Linked DNA regions of Homo sapiens: all the other regions are linked to region 1. Evidence: chromatin loops called from intact Hi-C (ENCODE). Cell type or tissue: mammary epithelial cell. All regions are shown on one strand. Each heading gives the region's core, and the rest is flanking DNA. Links, peaks and the distances in the headings are about the cores only.

Evidence for each region. A loop is a pair of places that touch in the nucleus more often than their neighbours do. Peaks named below come from ENCODE experiments on the same cell type or tissue, not always from the same donor. Only the 100,000 strongest peaks of a DNase experiment are listed, where the experiment ranks them.
Region 2: it touches region 1 in a loop (4-fold over the local background); 9 of 110 quality-filtered maps call a loop at or near these places.
Region 3: a loop joins it to region 1, with 4 times the contacts of the local background. A loop is called at or near these places in 10 of 110 quality-filtered maps.

What each region holds. Positions count from the first base shown.
Region 1 is chr12:89,221,722-89,229,747 of GRCh38, forward strand. LOC105378255 (a long non-coding RNA gene) reads left to right here and starts at 658. Exons shown (of 2, transcript XR_945169.1): 1 at 658-699. In mammary epithelial cell, for the core only: no CTCF peak of the experiment used is centred there; DNase peaks (open chromatin) are centred at 3,820 and 4,270; H3K27ac peaks cover 1,865 bases.
Region 2 is chr12:89,063,861-89,071,886 of GRCh38, forward strand. No RefSeq gene overlaps it. Among named protein-coding and RNA genes, the nearest start is that of LINC02458, 48 kb to the left of the region's middle. In mammary epithelial cell, for the core only: no CTCF peak of the experiment used is centred there; a DNase peak (open chromatin) is centred at 3,811; H3K27ac peaks cover 2,351 bases.
Region 3 is chr12:89,046,862-89,054,887 of GRCh38, forward strand. No RefSeq gene overlaps it. Among named protein-coding and RNA genes, the nearest start is that of LINC02458, 31 kb to the left of the region's middle. In mammary epithelial cell, for the core only: a CTCF peak has its summit at 4,400 (motif pointing right); a DNase peak (open chromatin) is centred at 4,400.

The DNA.
Region 1 (8,026 bases), core at 1,276-6,275:
TAGCAATTGTGAATGGGAGTTCACTCATGATTTGACTCTCTATTATTGGTGTATAGGAATGCTTGTGATTTTTGCACATTAATTTTCTATCCTTAGACTTTGCTGAAGTTGCTTATCAGCTTAAGGAGTTTTGGGGCTGAGATGATGGGGTTTTCTAAATATACAATCATATCATCTGCAAACAGAGACAATTTGACTTCCTATCTCAATACCCTTTATTTCTTTCCCTTGCCTGATTCCCCTGGCCAGAACTTCCAATACTATGTTGAATAGGAGTGGTGAGAGAGGGCATCCTTGTCTTGTGCTGGTTTTCAAAGGGAATGCTTCCAGCTTTTGCTCATCCAGTATGATATTGGTATGGGTTTGTCATAAATAGCTCTTATTATTTTGAGATATGTTCCATCAATGGCTAGTTTATTGAGAGTTTTTAGTTTTGGCCTTTGGATGGGTTTTTTGTGTGGGCATCCTTTTTGTTGATGTTGATGTTATTGCTTTCTGTTTGTTAGTTTTCCTTCTAACAATCAGGCCCCTCTTCTGTAGGTCTGCTTGAGTTTCCTGGAGGTCCACTCCAGACCCTATTTGCCTGGATATCACCAGCAGAGGCTGCAGAACAGCAAAGATTGCTGCTTGCTCCTTCCTGTGGAAGCTTCATCCCAGAGGGGCACCCACCTGATGCCAGCCAGAGCTCTCCTGTATGAGGTGAGGTGTCTGTCAACCCCTGCTGGGAGGTATCTTCCAGTCAGGAGGTATGGGGGTCAGGGACCCACCTGAGGAGGCAGTATGTCCCTTAGCAGAGCTTGAGCGCTGTGCTGAGAGATACTCTGCTCTCTTTGGAGCCAGCAGGCAGGAACGTTTAAGTCTGCTGAAGCTGCACCCACAGCCGCCCCTTCCCCAGGTGCTCTGTCCCAGGGAGATGGGAGTTTTATCTATAAGCCCCTGACTGGGACTGCAGCCTTTCTTTCAGAGATGCCCTGCTCAGTAAGGAGGAATCTAGAGAGGCAGTCTGACAACAGCTGCTTTGCCACACTGTGGTAAGTTACAACCAGTCCGAACTTTCTGGCAGCTTCCTTAACACCGTAAGGGGAAAACCACCTACTCAAGCCTCAGTAATGGTGGATGCCCCTCCCCCAACCAAGCTCAATTGTCCCAGGTCAACTTCAGACTGCTGTGCTGGCAGTGAGAATTTCAAGCCAGTGGTTCTTAGCTTGCTGGGCTCCATGGGAGTGAGACCTGCTGAGCAAGACCACTTGGCTCCCTGGCTTCAGCCCTCTTTCCAGCAGAGTGAACAGTTCTGTCTTGCTGAGGTTCCAGGTGCCACTGAGGTATGAAAAAAAACTCCTGCAGCTAGCTCAGGGTCTGCCCAAACAGCTGCCTAGTTTTGTGCTTGAAACCCAGGGCTCTGGTCATGTAGGCACACAAAAGAATCTCCTGGTCTGCGGGTTGCCCGCCTTCTGCGTTGGTCTCTCTGGGAGCTGCAGACCAGAGCTGTTCCTATTCAGCAATTTTGGCTGTGTCTCAAGCCAATGTTTTAAATTGTAAAATTTCAGTGAAATACACAATTTCCATCAAATGACAATATAAAACTTACAGTCTAAATATATTTAATAGACCTAAAATAAATTGAATATCTATCAAAAATAAAACACTCTAGTGTTAACCAAATGTATAATTACATTCTTTTTTGTCTTTGGTTTTTGATGTTGTTGTTGTTGTTGTTTGCACAACACAGTCTTGCTCTGTCACTTAGGCTGGAGTGCAGTAGCACCTTCATAGCTCACTGCTGCCTCAAATTCCTGGGCTCAATCAATCCTTTTCCACCTTTTCGTCCAAGCTCAAAAATCTTTCTCAACTGCCGTTAAGATCACACTCACTCCCCAACCTGGATAATAACCAATTAAATGCTTCAAATAATCTTTCTCTGTCTTTTGACCAGGGCTTCAACTTCCACTTAAAAACCTGAACTTGACACCTTTTTGCTTTCTTAGTGGAGTTAATTAGGGAATAATTTTAGGCAAAACAAATCCATTGAAACATACAGTGATTATATAGATAGCAAATAGTAAACATTTGCAGAAGACAATGAAATGAAATGTTATACTGCCCACTTGTAGGCATAGTTTTAAGCATCTTACAGAGAAATGAAATTGATTGAATTTTTACAAAAGTCTCATGTGATTAACACCTTCAAGAGTAGAGCCATCTTCAGAGAACCCAGAGTCACGAAGCTCAGAGATTCTCCCCCGGCATTAGGAAGATACCTTTAAATTTAACCCAAAGCTTGCATGGAGTCATCAGAGATCTGCACTTTCTTTCAAAAGAAATCAGCCAAATTATTTTTCTTTCATTTTTTTTATCTCATCATGAAATGAACATTCAATGCTATATATTCCCTCCCACTAATAAGGCTAAAATTTAACCAGAAAGATGTAATCATACTTTTCATTTAATAATGTACTTTATGGATATTTCAGACTCAACCTCGACTAAAATTTCTTCTTTTGTATCTTTGTGATGGTTAATTTTATGTGTCAGCTTAACAAGGCTAAAGGATACTCAGAGAGCAGGTAAAACATTATTTCAGGGTGTGTCTGGGAAAGTGTTTCCAGAAGAGATGAGCATTTGAATCAGTAGGCTGAGAAAGGATGCCTTCACCAATGCAGATGAACACCAGCTAGTCCTTTGAGGGCCCTTTTAAGAAGAAAAAAGGCTGAGGAAGGATGAATTCACCTCTTGGCTTAAGCTGGAACTTCCATCTTCTTCTGCCCTCAGACACCAGTACTTCAGGTTCTCAGGCCTTCAGACTTGGACAGAGACTTACATTATTGCCCTCCCTGCCCCCACCACATTCTCAGGCCTTTGGAATCAGTCTGAGACTTACACATTTGGCTCTCCTGGTTCTCAGGCCTTTGGAGTTGGACTAAATTACACCGCTGGCTTTCCTGGCTCTCCACCTGGCAGATGGTATATCATGGAACTTCTAGGCCTCCATAATCACATAAGCCACATTCTATCAAAAATTCTTTTGTTCTGTTTCTCCAGAGAACTGTGATTAATACAAACATATAGTCCTTTTTCTGTGTAGTAATAGGTATGTATTCTTTCATCTGCCCAGCACCCTTCCCTTTTCTGGCACAGACCCACCCATTCCTATTTCCATCTTCCCTCACGCCACTACATGGTTCCCATGAGAACTGCCAATCACAAGAGCCCATCCACTGTGCAGAGAGGCTGCGTGTGACCTGAGCTGGACCTTCCTGAGTATCTGCAAATTGGGACTTACAAAAACGGGACAATCCTTCTCTGATATCAAGGCTTAGGATCTGAGTCTGAGAAGGAGGTAACCTTGTGGAGGAGGTCTGTAGGAAAACATGTCGAAAAGAAGTGAAAGTTAAAAGAGAGAGAGACTGGAAGGCATGTAAGTCTCTGTTTCCAGTGATCCTGCAGACCCAGTTCTCTCCTTTGCTCTTCCCTTTTGCCTGCACTAAAAGGAGACATTTGAGGTTGCATTTCTGTTACTTGTATGAAAAGGGTCCTATTTAATATAGATTCTCTCATTATTCCTTTCATTAAGGTTAGACTACGAAGAGGAAATCCCAGCCTAATTCATTTTTCATTTGATTAGCATATCTGGACCAAAAAAAAAGTTTAGTTCTAAGAAAATCTGAACCATTGGCCAATTGGTAGTAAGAGCTTCCATCACATCAGAGCTTCCATCCAGGCAGATCTTCACATGCAAAAGCTCTCCTTTGCTCTTCTGGCTCCTGAATATAGATGAGCTCACCAACGTGACCTCACTTCAGAGAGCACTCAGATGAAAGGAAGTGTGATGTCGGTGAGTCAAGGGCAGAGGCGAGACACCCGCCTCTCAACTCAAGTTTCCAGGCAGAGAAAACCAAAGAGGGGGGCCAGGTGCAGTGGCTTACGCCAGTAATCACAGCACTTTGGGAGGCTGAGGTGGGAGGATCACTTGAGCCCAAGTAGTTTGAAACCAGCCTAGGCAACATAGTGAGACCCCATCTCTACCAAAAAAAAAAAAAACTGGGACAAGATTCTAAAACCAGCTCACACTTCAGGCTGGTAACTCATGCTTTTGCTGCCTGTGGAAGTTCAGCCTTGAGGCCCTGAAGCTGACTCCACAAACAGCTCAGCTGCTCCCCTACAGTGCTCATTGCTTTATGCTGCAATAACAGCCACTCCTTTCTCTGGTTTGGGTCCAACAAACAATCCTTCCCTTCTCCTCTAATACCAACCTCTCTGTAGTGAGCTCATGTCCTCCCTCTCTCTTCCTCTCCCTCTGACTCATGGTGCTCAAAGCTTTAAGAAATAAAAACCTGTTGGACCAGCCAGACTGGAATCATCAACTTCAAATGGGCCAGCCCTTCCGTGAAAGGGAATCTCACTTTCATTGTTAGCACCAAGGCTCTGAATTACTTAACCTGGTCATGAAAAGCCCCAAACCCAATTCTTTCTTTCACCAGTTAAAAACAATAGTTGTTATATGTCTTTAAAAGGAAAAGAAAATACACCTTTAGTAAAACAAAATTACCCTGGTATTTCCACATCTCAAAAGCGACGTCATTCATGTAGTTTTAAAACTAAGCAATGAAGTGATTCCTTCTTCCCTGTAGTGTTTTTAAACATAGTTTTGTTTTGTTTTTTGGCTTTGGCTATGAAACAAAATATTTTAAGGGAGCCAAATTCAGAAATATAAGAGCCGTCAGCAGAAGGGATTTAAACACAATCATCTTGAAACTTGAAGCACCAAGCATAAAACCTGTATATTTTATTTTTTCAATAAATATTTACAGAATTTATCATAAAGTGGTTTTCCAGTGGAGAAATAAGGATGAGAAATAAAAATGTGTTACCAAATATTTGTGGTATAAAGGAGTCACTGTTGTCCAAACCAAAAAACAATTCGCTAGATCTCTAATCTCTCAGAATTTTTAAATAAAAACCCGGATTTTTAATCACTTTGCTGAAAAATAAAATCTTTATCTTAGGTATCAGGGCAAATAAAAGCATTTTGGGGGGTGGGGGGGGCTGTCTCTGTCCTCTGTAAGCAGGACCTTTAAAATTGAGTTGATATGTTATTACCTCGCTCTCCCAGACCAAAGATGATTTCATCAAACAATTCTTGACAGACTCAGGTGAAGTTTATTTTGCTTCTGACCCAGTGGTGATGTTCCTGTGAGATCTTGGTACATATAGTTCTTATGATAAATATCTTTAGATTTGTGCAGGAGAGCAGAAGAAAAGAATTTGTTGAGGCAAAATTCCTTGATTTGAATTTGAACCTGCACTCATCATTAGGCAGTCTATAAAACAAGGTGCAATCAAATAAATTGAGCATAGCAATATTTTTTCAGCATTATTGTCCTAACTGGCCAGCGAGCTTTGTGGATGGTTTTAAGTGGTTTGGCTGGTCTTTTCTGTAGAGTAGTTATCCATGAAGAGATGATTAGCTTTCAATTACATGTAATGAATGCTCACTTGGGTTTCTTTGCACAACCCCCTTTTCTTCCCCTATATTCAACCTCTGGGATAATGAACTCTCTATAAACTATCCCAGTACTCAACTAAAAAAAATCATGACAAGGAAATACAATCATATGGCTAGCTCTGTTGGTATTTGGTGAGTTCTTGGGAAAATCATTTTCGCTAAATATTATTGAAAATGCCCTGGCATAAAGCTTGTAATTGGATTGTTTGTAACTCAAAGGACAAATGCTTGAAGAGATGGATACCCCATTCCCCATAATGTGGTTATTTTACATTGCATGCCTATATCAAAACATCTTATGTACCCCATAAACATATATACCTACTATGTACCCATAAAAATTTTTAAAAATTGAAAAAAAAATTAAAGAACAAAAAACATCAGACAATTTAAAAAGAAAAATTTTTAAAAAAAGAAAAGAAAAGAAAATTCCCTGGCAAATTCCAGCCAAAGAAAGATCTAGAAAAAGCTATGGTTTACTACATATTTAAGCTCCTAAATAAAGATGTAGAAATGTAACCCCAGCCTACTGAGGGTTAGGTCTTCCTGTATTTTGAAATGAGAGAGGCCAGGCATGGTGGCTGTAATCTCAACACTTTGGGAGGCCGAGGCAGGAGGATCTTTTGAGCCCAGGAGTCCAAGACCATCCTGCACAACATGATGAGACCTCATCTCTACAAAAAATATTTTTAAAACTTAGCTGGGCGTGTCAGCACATGCCTGTGGTCCCAGACACTCAGAGGCTGAGGTGGGAGAATTGCTTGAGCCCAGGAAGTCAAGGTTGCAGTGAGCAGTGTTCACACCACTGCACTCCAGCCTAGGTGACAGAGCAAGACCTTGTCTCTAAAGACAAATAAATCAATGAAAGAGAGGCAGTGAGTTCTTTAATCATCTTTACATTTTACTTTAAAATTCACTGGCATGGTCCTTCCTGAGATTGATTCACTTCTGATAATGCTTCTTGTAAAGAAAAGCCAAGTAAAATCAAAATTGAGAATAAGATATATTAATGAACTGAAGTAAGTTTGCACAGCTACACAATGACAGAGAAGGGATTTTTAAACCCAAGTCTTTCTGATCCCAGAACCTACATGTGATTTTGCTACTTTGCCTCTTATGAGATAATGTGGATCTGATGCATACACAAGATCTCCAAATGTTTTTTAGCCCCTTTGATTTCTTTTTAAGGATAGTGAGCATTTGCATAGGCACTGCTGAGTGTTTTTGTCAAGGACATAGTACAATCCATTAAGAGAATCCAAGCAAATGAATTTCCAATCTGTCTTCGGTCATTCAGTTCTCTATTCTCCCTATCAATCTAAAGCAGCAAAATCTGATCATTCTTTCTATTCGCCTCTGGAATGTGTTTTTTGTATTTTGAAAATGAGTGCTTCTCATGTTCCAGTAATTCACACCAACTCAAATGTTTTAAACGAAGCCAGACTGTGAAGGAATTTGAGAGGAAGTAGAAAACTGCCAATGATTGCTCCCAACTCATCCCTGCTCACTCCATTCCATGCACAGCTGGCCTGAACATAAAGCACCATCCCAAATTTAGTATAAAATTCATTCTAAAGACTCTTTCATGTCATATCATCATCTAGCTGGATAACAATATGGGCTTTTAATTCCCTTTTCTAAAATTTTACACTATCCAAAAATTAAATCAAAATGTTTCTTCAGAATCTCCTGGTCTCTTTTTTAATTTGATGAAGCTAGCAGCTTGCATCCACTTACCAAAGTGACAAAAACAAGATGAAAAATGAATCTAACTGCTATTTATATACAGCATCACAACATGAGCTGTGTTTTCTAAGTCGGCTGAAAGGGGTGCAATCTTGTTGAGCATGGCCAGCTGCTTTCAAATTTCTTGATAAAAGTTTTCTTCAGGTGATTATCTGTCTTTTGAAGAGAAGGAGCATACTTCAATGCCAATATAGTGTTAACTTAAAATATTTACATGTAACACTCTAAGAGGTTACAATAGTTAACAAAGGAACACTACACAACAATAAAAAGGAGCTAACTACTGATACACACAATAGCACAGAAGAATCTCACAGACATTAAGTTGAGTGAAAGACATGGACTGGGGCCTGAAAAGGGTGGGATTGGGGGGAGGGCGAGCATCAGAAAGAGTAGCTAATGCATGCGGGGCTTAATACCTAAGTGATGGGTTGATCTGTGCAGCAAACCACCATGGCACACATTTACCTATGTAACAAACCTGCACATCCTGCACATGTACCCCTGAACTTAAAATAAAAATTGAAGATTTAAAAAAAACATTGAGTGAAAGAAGCCAGACACCAAAGAATATGTACAGCGTGATTCCATTTAAATGAGCTCTTTCACAGAACTCAAAACTGGTTAACTGGTTATCATAGTGTGGAGGCTAGGAGGGATATTGTCAGGGAAGGGATTGAAGGAAGCTTTGGTGCTGGAAGTGTTCTGTATCTCTATCTGGGTCCTGGTTACATGGAATATATATAACATATATTATATATATAATTTATATATACA
Region 2 (8,026 bases), core at 1,295-6,294, 160 kb before region 1:
TGTAACTGAAAGATAAATCTGTAGCAGAAAGCTACACATAGGACACTATATAGAGCTCTGCCTCTTCACCTCCCTAGTGGCATTCCTTCAGAATTAAGAAAGGAGTGTATCTTTGGGGACAGACTCACATGGGAGAATTTGAAGTAGGCAATTTGTGGACTCATTTTCTATAGAGTTAGCAGAATGTGGGTTATCATCACAGGATGGGTATTGCCGTGCTTCCTGCAATCTTCGAATTGCCGCACTGTGGCATGGTATTAGTATCCTCTCTATGATGGGCTGATTACGAGGTAAAGCTGCATTGGCTGACCGCTCTATCAGGTGTCTGCTCTAATAACTCCAAGCATGATTACTTTTTTAAAAAACAAATAGAGACGTGGAGGAAAAACAAGGAGCCACCAACCAGTAAGCACTTCAAACCACACCACAAAAGACCAGATGTTGCTAGACTGTTTTTATTTGGACAAGTTCTAACTAATCTTCCCTGAGATCAAGCGAAGGATTTAACCAATACCTAGTCACCCAGGGTAATAAAGTTCATGATTATTTAGCAACATGTGGAACTGCGGAGAGTTCTTTTTCGTTTCTCGAGGGAAGGAGTGAGAAGGAAGAAAGAAGGAATATCAAGCTATACAAAGACTAAACTAAAAATTTAAGTAGTTCAATTTTCTTTTCTCCCTATATAACACAGAGAATTGGAGCCATCCCAGTTCCAGTAGTACAAATTGTGTCAAGAACCATGAAAATTTCAGTAGCTATAATTATAACTAGGAAAAACATATAAACATATTTTGAATAGGAGGCTCATATTCTGGTGGTTTAATGAGCAAAAGGCAAACAATAATAATAACAATAACACATTACAGATTGAAATAAGAGCTTTGAGATTTTTTAAACAAGAGAGAGAAAATCACAAAGGAAATGTACCCATTGCAGAAAGAGACACCAAGAAGAGCTGCCATTTAGATTGAGATATAAAGGCTGGAGAGAAGATAGATGTTTCAGGCTGAGGGAAGAGGGTATGAATAGACCTGGGGGAGCTTAGTGTAAGAAAGGGCCTGAGGGAAGAAATCAATAAAGAAGAATGAGTAATAAGGAGAGTGGCAAGATGGGGTGGAAAAATAGTCAAGGCCAACTCATGCAGTGCCTTTGGGTCATGACTCATACTGTTAGTAGAATAAGGAGCCATTGACCAGCTTTTAGAAGGAGAGGCAAGATGTGATTTAGACAATCTTGCATATCAATCAGAGGACAGCTTCTTGAGACAGATTCCTGAGGCTCACGTCTTCGTCTTCGCTTAACAGCTACATATTAGCTGGGTGACCCTTTGTTTCCTCATCTGCAAAGAACAATAATAGGACCTATTCCATTGTTTTGAGACTTAAGTGAATTATTTCATGGGAAGCCCATAGAACAGAGGCTAAGACATAGTAAATACTCAATAAAGGTTATCTATATATATGTAAATATGTATAAGCCATATATATTTATGTTCATGTAAATATATACATAATAATTTTAAATAATATATCTAATGATTTTATTTTTTTAAGTTACTGCACTTGCTGCTGTGTGGACAAAGAATTAGCACACAAGAAAAAAAGAGGAATCAGGAAAACACATTATTTAGTAAGATAAAATAGAAATGCTAAACGTCTAAAATAGAAGGGTGACAGTGGAGATGGCAGGAAGGAGATGGATCAATATATATATTCTGGCCATGAATAAACTGGACCTTTTGATGCATAGGATATGAGATGAGGAGAAGGGAGATCAGGAATCTTAGACCATTCACAATATCCCAAAGGTGGAAACAGCCCAAATGTCCATCAATGGATGAATGAATAAAGAAATTTTGACAGTATATATAAAATGAAATATTATTTGGCTATAAAAAAGAATGAAATACTAATGCATGTTACAACATGGACGAACCTGCAAACATGCTAAGTGAAAGAAGCCAGGGACAAAATATCACAATTTGCATGATTTCATTTATGTAAAATATCCAGAAAAAGTAAATCCATAGAGAAAGAAAATATACTGATGGTTGCCAGGGTCTGGAAGGAGGGGAGGATGAGAACTAACTGCTTAATAAGTATAGAGTTTCCTTTTGGAGTTATGAAAATGTTTTGGAACTAGATAGAGGAAAAATACTGTGATTGGATTAATGCCATTGGATTGTTCACTTTAAAATGATTAATTTGGGGCTGGATGCAGGGGCTCATGCATATAATTCCAATGCTATGGGAGGTCAAGGTGGACAAATCACTTGAGGCCAGGAGTTCAAGACCAGCCTGGGCAACATAGTGAAGTCTTGTCTCTACTAAAATATTGAAAAATTAGCTGGGCATGGTGGTACATGGTTGTAGTCCTAGCTACTTGGGAGGCTGAGTCAAGAGGATTCTTTGAACTGAGGAGTTGGAAGTTACAATAAGCTATGATCAAGCCACTGCCTTTCAGCCTGGGAGAAGAGATACAGAAATACATACAAAATAAAATGATCAATTTTATGTAATGTGAATTTCATCTCTATAAAATTCCATAAAAAAGAATGGATCTTAGGTTTTGTCTTGATCAACTGGATGAAAAGTTTCTCAAGTCAGATGAGGACAGTGAGTTCAGTGCTCTGTTTTGAGCATTTAAGTATGTGATGTTTATAATTTTTACGAGATGCAAGAAATAAGTTACATATACAAGTTTGGAGCTCAGAGGAGATATCAGAACTCGAAGCATAGATTTTAAAACTGTAAAAGTGGATGATATAAGTATCTAAAGGAGATATGTCTAAAGGAGAAAATGTAGGCAAAAGATTTTATTACTATTATTATACTTTAAGTTCTGGGGTACATGCGTAGAACGTGCAGGTTTGTTACATAGGTATAGAAGTGCCATGGTGGTTTGCTGCACCCATCAATCTGTCATCTACATTGGATATTTCTCCTAATGCTATTCCTCCCCTAGCTCCCACCCCCCAATTTTAAAAAGACCTAAGACAAGCTCTGAGAAATGGCAGCATTTAAGAAAATAACCCCACAAAAAACATTGATAAGTAGAAGGAAATTAAGAAAATAACCCTGGAAGCCAAGAGGTAAGCATGTTTCAAGCAGATAGGGTCCCAACTTTGACAAATATTGCTGAGAAGTCAGGTAAGATGAGCGGGGAAGAAGTCCATTGGGTTTGGCAACCTGCAGGCTATTGTAGATTTTAACAAAGAGAATTCCAGTTAGTGAAGATGCAGGAGCACATTGGACTGGGTTGAAAAGTGGAAAGAGGATGGGGAGGAGAGGCAGTTTGTTTGAAGAGCCAGGAATTTTGTGATAAAGGAAAACAAAAAAATATGGCAGGAAACTGTGTATGGTTATGTTAAAGAAAAGACTTAAAAGATAGGAAATACTACATTACAGCATGATTGTACAATAACAGTGAGATATTACCCTTAAGGGAAAGCAGAAATAATTTTAGGAACAAAGCCTTTGATAAGCTAAGCAGTAATGGGACCCAGAGCAGAAGTGAAGAAGAAATATCCTTTCTGGGAGGAGGAGGAACACTTCCCACATTGTGGAAGAAGGAGAGTTTGGATGCAGATATACTAAAATGGCAGGTTTTGTGGTGGGAAGATGAGTGAGTTCATTTCCAATGACTTCTATTTTCTCAATGAAGTATGAGTCTGGGTCATCTGTAGGAGGAGGATGTGTGGGAGATCTGAGGAAAAAGGAGTTGATATGGTACAGTCATCTCATAGAAATGAAGAAACTTTATAGGATTCCTGAGGAGTGCTGAGTGCCCGCTTGAGGTTTCTGAATTCTGAATCAGTCATCTTGGCTTTGTAACTTTCCTCAACAAAGTTTCTGCTTGGGTTTGAGCAAAAAGTAGGGAAGAGTTGAGCAACTTAGAACAGCCTTTATGATTCACCCCAGACCTATCATATTCCTCTTCCTGCTCACTGGCTACTGGGCATTGAATAAAGTTTAATGGGCCTGTCTGTTAAATATAGAAGGAGAGAAACATCAACATCAAGATATTTTATGCCTGGATAGCTGTCAGTGGCAACAAAGTCATACAAAAATCCTTGGGCCTCAACTCACTCAATGCATCCAGTAGGAAGCACAGTCTTGTAGTCACAGTCACAATTGCACTGATGATTGGTTGCCATGGAAATTTCCATGTTAAAAAGGCCAAAGTCGTTTCAGGAACTGAAGTATAGCCTCACTAATTTAGTGTGATCTATATCCACATTAAAGGATAAACAATAGAATCAGTGAAAAGAAATGCAGTTGTGTTCCTTTCCAAGTATGCTGTGATCTAACCATGTAAGCCTAAATTGTGTCAAAATAAGTTCTAAATAAGAGGGACTGAAATTAATTACCTTGTAAAGAAAAGTGAGAAAAGACAAATAAAAAGCTTCATACAGCCTACTGAAATAACAAAAGGAAAATTAGGATAAGAAGAAAGGATGGATTTTCATGGTGCCAGAAAAAGCTTCATATGGATTAAGAAGGAAATTGTAGCAACCAACACTCTGGTTATGGGACTCGATGAATCGTCTGTGTTGTCCTCTGAAAGTCCTCCTGTCTTTGTCTTTCCTCACATCATTTAGCCACATGTCCTCCTCTGCTCCTTGCCATCTGGAAACCACTCTTTCTTCTCATCGTGCTTCAGGTGTCAGTTTAAAAAATTCTCCAGGAACATCTTGCCTTACCTCACTCAGTTTTGTTTATGCCCTGCCTTTTATGGAGAGTAATTTCTGAAGACCATTTATTACTATTATCATTAGGTTTTGAGAAGTTATTATCTAATATCTGCCTTTCTGCTCAACACCATATTCCCAGTTCTTGGTTTATACCTTGCAATCAGAGACCAGTATATAACCATGAAAGGAAAAGAAGGGAGGGAAGAAGGGAGACAGAATATAAAAAAGGGAGGAAGAACAACATGAAGGAAGGGGGGAAGGAAGGAAGCAAGGAAGGAAGGAAGGAAGAAAGGAAGGAAGGAAGTTTTCTTAATCTATAAAAGTTTTCTCCTTTCTTTGAATTCACAGAATATTATTTCTGTACCCTGCATGTAATACTTAAATACTACTCTGATATCTCTCTTGGATTGTGTAATGTGCAAATATTATACACATAGTGGCTACTGAATAATCAGTTAAATGAAAAAGACTCATACCCTTACAAGTAAGAAACTAAGAGGTCCCATATGCTAGACTGGCATCAAACATCCCCCTCAGACATGATAATAATTTATCATCAATTTTTCAGAGTTTTATCTGAAATAGTCTTGAATGTGTGCCTTTCCGTAGAATAATGTCATCCTTAAATGTCCTCATTGGATGTAAAGGTACCAAGAGATTCCTATTTACTTCTTTATCCTTGTTATTCATCACTTATTGATCATTTTTAAAAATTTCTTTTATTTCAATAGTTTTGGGGGTATGGGTGGTTTTGGTTACATGGATTAGTTTTTAAGTGGTGGTTTCTGAGATTTTAGTGTACCCAGCCAAGCAGTGTACACTGTACCCAACATGTAGGCTTTTACCCCTCACTTCCCTCCCAAGCTTCTCCTCAAGTTCCCAAAGTCCATTCATCATCCTTACATTGCATCGTATTTAAACTCTATCAATTTTGAACAACTCATGGTTTTTCAAAGGCCTTTCCTTTCTTTTAACTGCAATATTTTCTGCTCAGGTCAAAATTCTACTCATTACATTCTTCACATTATCCAGGAAGGCTTCTGGTATTTCCACCACTAGCTCTGTTCTACACAATTTATGATATGAGTCCCCAGCTCACTGCAGAACTATGTCTCTTTTATCTTTGTATTTTCAAGGCTTAGTGCATACGTTGAAATCTAGTAGCTACCCCATGAATGTCTGAAACTCAACTCCTGTTTATTATGAAGCTATAACCATTATGGTTTCATAGATTTCACTCAGTCTTACCAAATATTCTCTCCAATAATTCTCCTGGAGAGAATTGTTGTAATTTATAAGATGGCCACATTGTGAGAGGCATAATACCTACCAGAAATAGACTTTTACATTAAATCATCCTTTCTTTTTGAACTTAGCTTGGTTAAACAAGCCTGTATCAGATATTTTACAAAATTATTCATTCCTATAATAATGATATTGAAGCATATCATATCAGTTTCATCCACAAAAAGGGTTATCAGCTTCTATCGTATAACTAAAAATAGTATTAGGTGAACATTTTACAGATAAGAATGCATGCTTTTGGTACAAAGCAAGGTTGATATATTTTATTTCTCATCGTTCTTCTCTTTCTTCCTCACCGTTCCTCTCACCCTACCATTTTTCTTTCCCTTATTCTTCTCCATTTCTCCTGCATTTCCAACTGCCAGTAACATATAAATCCACTTAAAGCAATCATGGGTATTAGTTTCGCTGACGCCTTTTCTAACATGAGGATTTAGGCAGCAGAAAGTATAGATATCGAATGTGGGCTTGTGTTTCCTGGTTCTAAATTACACCAAATCAGAAAAGAATTGCATTTATAAAACTGAGGGGAAACTTTATTGTTTTCTTAACCGGTAAATTAAAATTGTGTATATTTATGGCATACAACGTCATGTTTTGATATATTGTATACACTGAAGAATGGCTAAATCAAGCGAACTTTAGGTTTTAGTAACCCCTGTGTCATCTTTAGTGTCAAATGCAAAAGAAAGAGCCATGAAAAGGGGAAGGGAAAAGATAACACCAAGAGGATTTTCTGCTGGGACATTAAAAGTAGCATGAAGAAAGAGTAAATTACATTTCACTTGACAGTGACAAACCCACTAAGAAGATGAGGTAAAGGCAAGAAAGAGCCATGGCAATGCCGAGTGAAGGTCTAGTAGAAGGGCAGGGTGCCCTTCATCTTTTTGGATGGTGCAGTCTGAGCCATTCCTGCAGAGAGCCATCCTCAAGAAAGCTGTCTGTGACTCAGTGACCCAGCCAGAAATGATGTGTGGGCAAAGCAAACAATTACAGTAAAGAAAATGACTACCCAGAATGTGGTAGTGACAGCAGCACTTACTGGCACCTGTAGTCAGAAAAACTTATTCATTCACCTTTTCAAGTGTTGTTTATGAGGCACCTACTCTACACAAATCATAGGCCCTAAATAGCCATTCTCTTCCAGATTCTTAAAACCTCATATTTTGAGTGTTCCTAAATGGTCTCCTTGTCTCCAGGCTTGCTCTCTGTTCTAGTCTGTCCTACACACAAGGGCCAGGAAATTCTCCCTCCTACACAAGAGTGGTTATAAGCACAGACTCTGGAATTAGACTTCCTGGATTCAAATCCTGGCTCCACAGTATATTAGCCCTATGATCTTAGGCAAGTTACCTAAGCTACCCAAGTTAACAAGTTACCATCTGAGCCCCAGTGTATCAGTCAGCTCAGTTTACGTGGAAGAAACAAAAGTCCCCCACATCTTCAAAGTTTAAAAATAAAGCTTTGTTTCTGGCTCATGTTTATGTCCTTCATGGGTCTGAGCCAATGCTTTGCAACCTCCTCATTCTACAACCAAAGTTAAAGTTGCAGCCCCTCTCTGGATCATGCAAGGCAGTGGCAGAGGGAAACAGTGCAGCTCCATTAAAGCTTTTGCTTGGAAATGTCACATCACACTTTCATTCACATTTCATTTGTGAAAACAAAGAGGCAGGACTGAGAGGGAGGGGCAGAAAGGATGCTGACAATATAATCAACTACATCCAGATTCCTCATCTGGAAATAACTTCCTTACACTTTCCTCCCTGATGCCATACAAACACCCCTATCAAATACAAGTGTTCAGTCCAACAAACCAAAATATAATTTGCGTTATTCTGCTCAATAACTAAGTTAAACATTTCATATATAAATTGGCTCAATGAATATAGAGTTATAGACCTATGAAGGCAAAATAATAGAGCTTTCTACAAAAAAGTTCTACTTGTAAAATTGAACTAAGACATCCAGCCCTCATTGTTACCCTGACATTAAACAAGTTACCTACAACACAGGAATGATGTGGAGAAA
Region 3 (8,026 bases), core at 1,295-6,294, 170 kb before region 1:
ATGGGCAGCTAAAATATAATACTTTGGGTTCATTTTCATATGAACTTGGATAATAAAACAAAGAAATAATAACATGCAATGAAAACACACTCAAATGAGAGAGCCAACCGGGAGATGACTGTCAAAAAAAGTTTGAGAGTTAAAATGGCAGATAGTTTCAAAGCTTTCAGGAAAATCAATTAGAGCCTAAGTGACCTCTAGGACAAGTATCTGGACACTAGCCACTTTACAAATTCCAATCTAGGCGTGAGTAACAAGTGAATTAAACTGCTTAGAGTTCTATCAATAATCAGGAATGTATAGTTTAGATAGATTACCTTAAATTTTAATCAATAATTTTAAAGGGACCCAGTAATCAGCTTCATTACACTCTACCCAGATGAAGTAAGTGGGGTCAACTAACTAAAATATAAAGGAGTTTTCAACTGCTCACCTCTCCTCACAAATGGGTACTCTCCCGACTGACTCTGTGACATTTATACAGCCTGTAATTCTGAACACATCACCTGCTTTAGGAGACCTAGCAGCAACTCCATATGTAGACTTAAGATCTTGTTAAGCACTTGGGCCTGATAGAAACTGACAAAGTCTTTGCCTTACCTGAGATTCCAGCACAGCTGAGCACCCAGGAGATTCCCAGTTGACAAATAGTGAGGGCAAAGAGCAAGCCGGTCCCCAAGCTGAGCTTCCCCCAGGTCCTTCTTTTGATCCACTGGCTTCCCAGCCCATCTGTTTTCATTCTTAGTTTAATTTGATGAGGGAGGTGGTAAAGAAGCACATCATTGCAGATGTCAAACGCATAAGGTAAATAAGAATCCACAGAGTTGCTACCCTCAGCTTTTCTCTAAGTGATCTCAGAGGGCATTATGATTATAACATTAAACCAGGATACCGAGTTTGGGGGCAGCTTATCAGTTAACCATGACATTCCATGAAAAGCGTGGACCAACCAACATTTTGTTAGAACAGACTGACTAATAAAGAGGGAAGGGATAAGACAAAGTGACACTGTTCCCCTGGCTTTTCAAATTATCCAGGGAATAAAAGAAATTGCAGGGCAAATATCCATCCTGAATTAAAAGCTACTCAGGGGATGAGAAACAAATGAAAATCTATTATGCCATAGAAAGAGTCTCCAGAGGCCTAGAGCAATTTTTTTAAATATGAGCCACTGATTAATGACTTTGGCTACAAGGGAATGCCTAGGGAATTAGAGACTTGTAATTTAATTTCCTTCTGGGAGTAGCAAGTCCAGAAGGAGAGGAAGCCACCTTACTAATTGGTATTAGAAAATTGGGGTTAAAGGAAAAAAGAGGAAATAAAGTTGAGTTCAGGAATCTTATGGAGATGATGTCATGTCAAATACAGTCTTCATAGAGATGAGAGCGATAACTGACAGTTACTGAGTGCTTACTATATGCCAAGAACTTCCAAGTGAATTCTGTTCTGTAGCGCAGGTACTACCACATATTTTATCAATTCTGAAACAAAAACACACATACACACAGATTTTAGACATACATATCATTTTCTATACATCATGTCTTTATCTATATATATTTTTATATAAGATTGATGTCACCTTACAATCACTATGGGCCAAAGGGCAGACATGATGTAATTCTCTTGTTGTCTATGAATGCGCAAACTCATATTCCTGTCACTTCAGTTGACTTATGCACATCATTGGCACTGTATATGCCGAGTTTAATTGCTGCTGTTTAAAAATATTTCACACTAAACCAAAGGTTTTTTGACAAGCATAAGATGTGACTTTAAATTTGGTATTAGTAAAGTAAATACTCATTATAAGAAAGAAATTTCATCTTTTTTTCCAAAGCAACAGCCAAATGCTTTATGGGGCACTAAGAAATGAAAGCATCAATAAATAAATGAAGTTGTGCTTCATTTTGTTTCTAGACATATGTAAAATAATTGTCTATTACATGACAAGCAATTCAAGCAAAGGCAGGGATATATGCAAAATAATTGTCTATTTCATGCCAAGCAATGCAAGTGAAGGCAGGAAAAATTGCCAAGTCCCCAGCAATAGATTAATGACATTTCCAAACTCAGAGAGACTGATTTGACTAACTTGTACATGAGCCTGATTTGACTGATTTGTACATCATTAGCAGTGTTATGTTTTGTTTTCTTATTGATACGTAAAATAATGGTGCATCTCCTGTCTGATGGCACTTAGATTCAATAAACTAGAGTACTGCCACATCTTTTTCTTTTCAGACAAGAAAATCAAGACAAAGGCAAGTTACTTGTCCCAAAACCCACAGAAAGTGAACTTTTTAGAGATATTTAGAATTAGTTCAGTCTGATTGCAGAACTTATTATTTTAATCAGTATGAAAAACTACTTTCCAAACATGGAAAGAAGGTTGGCATAATCTTTTGAAAAATTAAGTCAGAGCATGGCATTTCTCTTTCCAATACATTTTCATCTCATGCTGAGTAAAAGTTGAAGTTCTTACAAGGGCTTACTAGGCCTTGCAAGATCTGCAGTTCCCTTCCTGCCTGTTTGCCACTGCCTCTCAACCTCATCTTCTTCTATTCCCCTTCACTCAACTCTACTCCAATCCTATTGACTACTTGCCTTCCCCATGCCACGCTAGCAAATTTGCTCCTACTTCAAATATACTCCTACCTCAGGGCCTTTGCATTTGTTATTCTCACCACTGGGAATACTTCCCCATCACATCTTCACTTGGTCACTTTCTCATTCCTTCATCCCTGACCTATATAAAAATAGCAGAACTCTTGCTCCATCTCATGCCCTGTCTATTCCCTTTAACATGTTCTATCTTCTCCATAGCATATTATTATATGAAATATCATATATATGACTTTGTTCATTTTCTTGTTGATTGCAACAATGTAAGTAAGCTTCAGAAGGCAGGACCTTTGTTTTATACATTTCTGTATCTGTGTAGACAGTAGGCATTCGATAAGTAAATGAAGAAAATGAATGGATCTTCCTCTGACAAGGTCATTCCACTGTCTTTCCCTTCTGTTTTATTGTCAGTCCAGAGAATTATGCAAATTGGAATCTATGGATTATTATTGCTTGTAAATCAGTAATGCTCTTTTTCATCCCATTTGAGAGATTTAAAAGGGTTGACACTCGGGAGGCTGAGGCAGGAGAATGGCATGAACCCGGGAAGCGGAGCTTGCAGTGAGCAGAGATTGTGCCACTGCAGTCCGCAGTCCGGCCTGGGCGACAGAGCGAGACTCCGTCTCAAAAAAAAAAAAAAAAAAAAAAAGGTTGACACTCTTATGATAGAGTGTTTCGAAATGCAGATTTCAGAGCTAGACTACCTGGATTTTAATGCTGGCTCTACCATTTGCCTATGCAATGTCACAAAAGTTACTCAACTCCTCTGAGTCCTCGTTTCCTCATCTGTAAGACTGGGATAATACTAGTGTAGGACTTACACCTGAGGATTCTTATAAGGATTAAATTAAATAATACAGGGATTATTAGCAAGTGCTAAGTATTAAAATATATATATATTTTTGAGACGGAGTCTCACTCTGTCTCTCAGGATGGAGTGCAGTGGCACCATCTCGGCTCACTGCAACCTCTGCCTCCTGGGTTCAAGCAATTCTCCTGCCTCAACCTCCTGAGTAGCTGGGATTATAGGTGCATGCCACCAAGCCCTGGTAATTTTTTTGTATTTTTAGTAGAGACGGGGTTTCACCGTGCTAGCCCCAGGATGGTCTCGAGTTCCTGACCTCGTGATCTGCCTGCCTTGGCCTCCCAAAGTGCTGGGATTACAGGCATGAGCCACCGCGCCCTGCCAATAAAATAATTATTTTTATTGGCAAATTATTTCCAACCTACCTAATAGGAACCGTTAAGAGCAAGACGGTTCTCAATGGGGGAAATTCTTCCTCCAAAGAAGATATTTTCCATGCTAGAGACATTTTGATTATCACAGTTAGGGATGGGGTGCAGGATGTTCCTGTTATCTAGTGGGTAAGAAGACAGGGATGCTGCTAAACATTCTATAATGCACAAGGGGGTCCTCCACAACAAAGCATTGTCACGCCCAATGTCAATAATGTCATTGATGAGAAATCCAGGGAGAGATTATTTGTTTCAATGTACTTCACCCTTCAGTATTCCAGAATAAGTAAGACATGTAAAGGGGAAACGTTTTTGTAAACCACCTCCACTCCATCTGTCATGTTTTGAAATCAGCTTAAAGATGAAAATCCATGCTTATATTACCCTTCTCCAGAGGCCTGGCCTTAAATCTCTCCATACTATTTTCTTTTATGATTCAACCCAAAAGAGATTCAGATTCAGGTGTTGCTGTCCAGACCTCAGGATTCCCAGGCAATTGTACTTGAAGATTCTCGTGTTGGCCTTTTCAGTTCTGCATCAGACCACTAGAGGGTAGAGAAACACTATCAATCATTCAGCATTTGGGTACCTGACAGTTTTCAGTAATACAAATCTTAATAAAATGCTAAATTATTTCTGGCTTATGAAATAAAAACTGCCCAGAACGGCTTTATTAAACACCTCTATATGTACACAGTTTTAGAGGCTGATTCAAGTATTTTACTCTGTCATCACCCTCAAACTCTAAAGTATAGTAGTAATTTAAGTCAATATTATATGTTAAATGGAGGCCTAATAAATGGCCATTGATGATCTTATGACTATTATGATAATATTATGATAATATGTTATGACTATGTTGGTAAAGCTCTTTTTTGATGAAGATTTAATCATGCTGTGACTTAAATCATATCAAATTGATTTAAATGATTCTCCCCACCAGGAATTAAGCAAAAATTGAGAGTGAATTGAAATCTAAAAATGAACTCCAATATGGAATAAGTAGCATTATTTTGTTGAACCCTGACCCAAACGCAGCCCAAAGTATAAACGCTTATTGTCTTATCAATACTTCATTAGGATGAACCTGAATGACTAAACAAATTACAGCATTATCACCAACTATCTAGATATATCTCAATCCCACACACTCAGGTTTGAAATAGAGGCACTGTATTAGTCTGTTTTCATGCTGCTGATAAAAACATACCTGAGACTGGGCAATTTACAAAAGAAAGAGGTTTAATTGACTTACAGTTCCACAGGGCTAGGGAGGCCTCACAATCATGGTGGAAGGCAAAGAGGAGTAAGTCATGTCTTACATGAATGGCAGGAGGCAAAGAGAGAGAGAGAGGTTGTGCAGGGAAACTCCCACTTATAAAACCATCAGATCTCTTGAGCCTTATTCACTATCAGGAGAAAAGCATGTGAAAGACCTGCTTTTCTCACGATAATGATGATTCAGTGATTCAATTACCTCCCACCAGGTCCTTCCCAAAACATGTGGGAATTTGAGATGAGATTTTGGTGAGGACATAGCCAAACCATATCATTCTGCCCCTGGACCCTCCAAAATCTCATGTCCTCACATCTCTAAACTAATCGTGTCTTCCCAACAGTCTCCCTAAGTCTTAATTCATTTCAGCATTAACTAAAAAGTCCACAGTCCAGAGTCTCATCCAAGTCAAGGCAAGTTCCTTCTGCTTATGAGCTTGCAAAATCAAAAGCAAGTTAGTTACTTCCTAGATACAATGGGGGTACAGGCATTGGGTAAATACAGCCATTCCAAATGGGAAAAATTGGGCAAAACAAAGGGGCTACAGGCCCCATGCAAGTCTGAAATCCAACAGGGCAGTCAAATCTTCTCCAAAATGATCTCCTTTGATTCCATGTCTCACATCCAGGTCGTGCTGATGCAAGAGGTGGGTTCCCATGGTCTTGGGCAGCTCTGCACCTATGGTTTTAAAGGGTAAAGCCTCCCTCCTGGCTGCTTTCATGGGCTGCCATTGAGTGTCTACAGCTTTTCCAGGCACATGATGCAAACTATCAGCAGATCTACCATTCTGGGGTATGGAGGAAAGTGGCCCTCTTCTCACAGCTCTACTAGGCAGTGCCCCAGTGGGGACTCTGGGTGGGGGTGCCCACCCCACATTTCCCTTCTGCATTGCGCTAGCAGAGTTTCCCCATGAGTGCCCTGCCCCTGCAGCAAACTTCTGCCTGGACATCCAGGTGTTTCTGTACATCCTCTGAAACCTAGGCAGAGGTTTCCAAACCTCAATATTTGACTTCTGTGCACCCACAGGCTCAACACCACATGGAAGCTGCCAAGACTTGGGGCTTGCACCCTCTGAAGCCACAGCCTGAGCTGTACCTTGGCCCTATTTAGTCACAGCTGGAGTGGCTGGGACACAGGGCACTGAGTCCCTAGGCTGCACACAGCACAGAAACCCTGGGCCTAGCCCAGAAGACTATTTTTTCTTCCTACACCATTGGGCCTGTGATGGGAGGGGCTGCCATGAAGACATCTGACATGCCTGGAGACATTTTCCTCATTGTTTTGGGGATTAACATTCAGCTCCTTGTTACTTACACAAATTTCTGAAGCTGGCTTGAATTTCTCCTTAGAAAATGGGATTTTCTTTTCTGTCACATTGTCAGGCTGCAAATTTTCGAAACTTTCATGCTCTGTTTACCTTTTAAAACTGAATGCCTTTAGCAGCACCCAAGTCACCTCTTGAATCCTTTGATGCTTAGAAATTTCTTCATCAAATACCCTAAATCATCTTTCAAGTTCAAAGTTCCACAAATCTCTAGGGCAGGGGCAAAGTGCCACCAGTCTCTTTGCTAAAATATAACAAGAGTCACTTTTGCTCCAGTTCCCAATGAGTTCATCTCCTTCTGAGACCACCTCAGCCTGGATTTCTTTGTTCATATCATTATCAGCATTTTGGCCAAAGCCACTCAACAAGTCTCTAGGGAGTTCCAAATTTTTCCACATTTTCCTATCTACTTCTGAGCCCTCCAAACTGTTCCAACCTCTGCATGTTACCCAGTTTCAAAGTCACTTCCACATTTTGGGGTATCTTTTCATCAATGTCCCACTCTACTGGTACCAATTTACTGTATTAATCCGCACTCACACTGCTAATAAAGACATACCTGAGACTGGGCAATTTACAAAAGAAAGAGGTTTAATTGACTTACAGTTCCACATGGCTGGGGAGGCCTCACAATCATGGTGACCCACAAGGAGGTGCAAATCATGTCTTACATGGATGGCAGCAGGCAATGAGAGAGAGCTTGAGCAGGAAAACTCTCATTTTTAAAACCATCAGATCTCGTGAACTTATTCACTATCACAAGAACAGCGTGGGAAAGACTCACCCCCATGATTCAATTACCTCCCACCAGGTCCCTCCTGCAACTCATGGGAATTTGAGATGGGATTCGAGTGGGGACACAGCCAAACCATATCAGGCATTGATAAAAAGTTGAAGGAAACTTTGGAGGAAGAAGAGTAAAGAATTAAAGAACAAAGTGGCCAGCTGTTTTCACTTTCAACTAAAAGTTAATAAAAGTGCAGATACAAATACTACAGAAGAGATTCCTAAGCTTATTCCTGACTTACTCCAAGTTATCCATAATTATCTCTAAAGATATTGCAAAATTATATTCAAAAATTATTTTAATTTTCTTTGACTTACACACACATGCACACATAACCACAAATAAACAAAAAGGCTGTGTGAATATTTTGACACACAGCTGTCAAACTGAATGATGCTGTCAATTAGTAAATGAGAGTAGGAATCAATGACTAAGAAATGTTTAAGCATCACACCAGAAAGCATCAGATTTTAGGAGACTGCAAAGAATCGTGATTAACTGTTAAAGTCTGGTATTAGACTATCTGTGTTTGAAAATTGCCTCTACAAGTTAATAATTTTGAAGCTCTGGGAAAATAATTTTACATCTCTTTGTTGTAACTTAAAATAGCATAAATGTCTTAGTATACGTAAGTGCATATAGGTATAGCACTTAGCACGGTGCTTGGCACATGTTAACTCTCTATGTAAGTGTTTTCTATGAGAATTATAATTTCCTTTAATAGATAAACCAAGAGATAACATATAAATCTTGTCTCTTTTATTGGGCATGCCCTTTC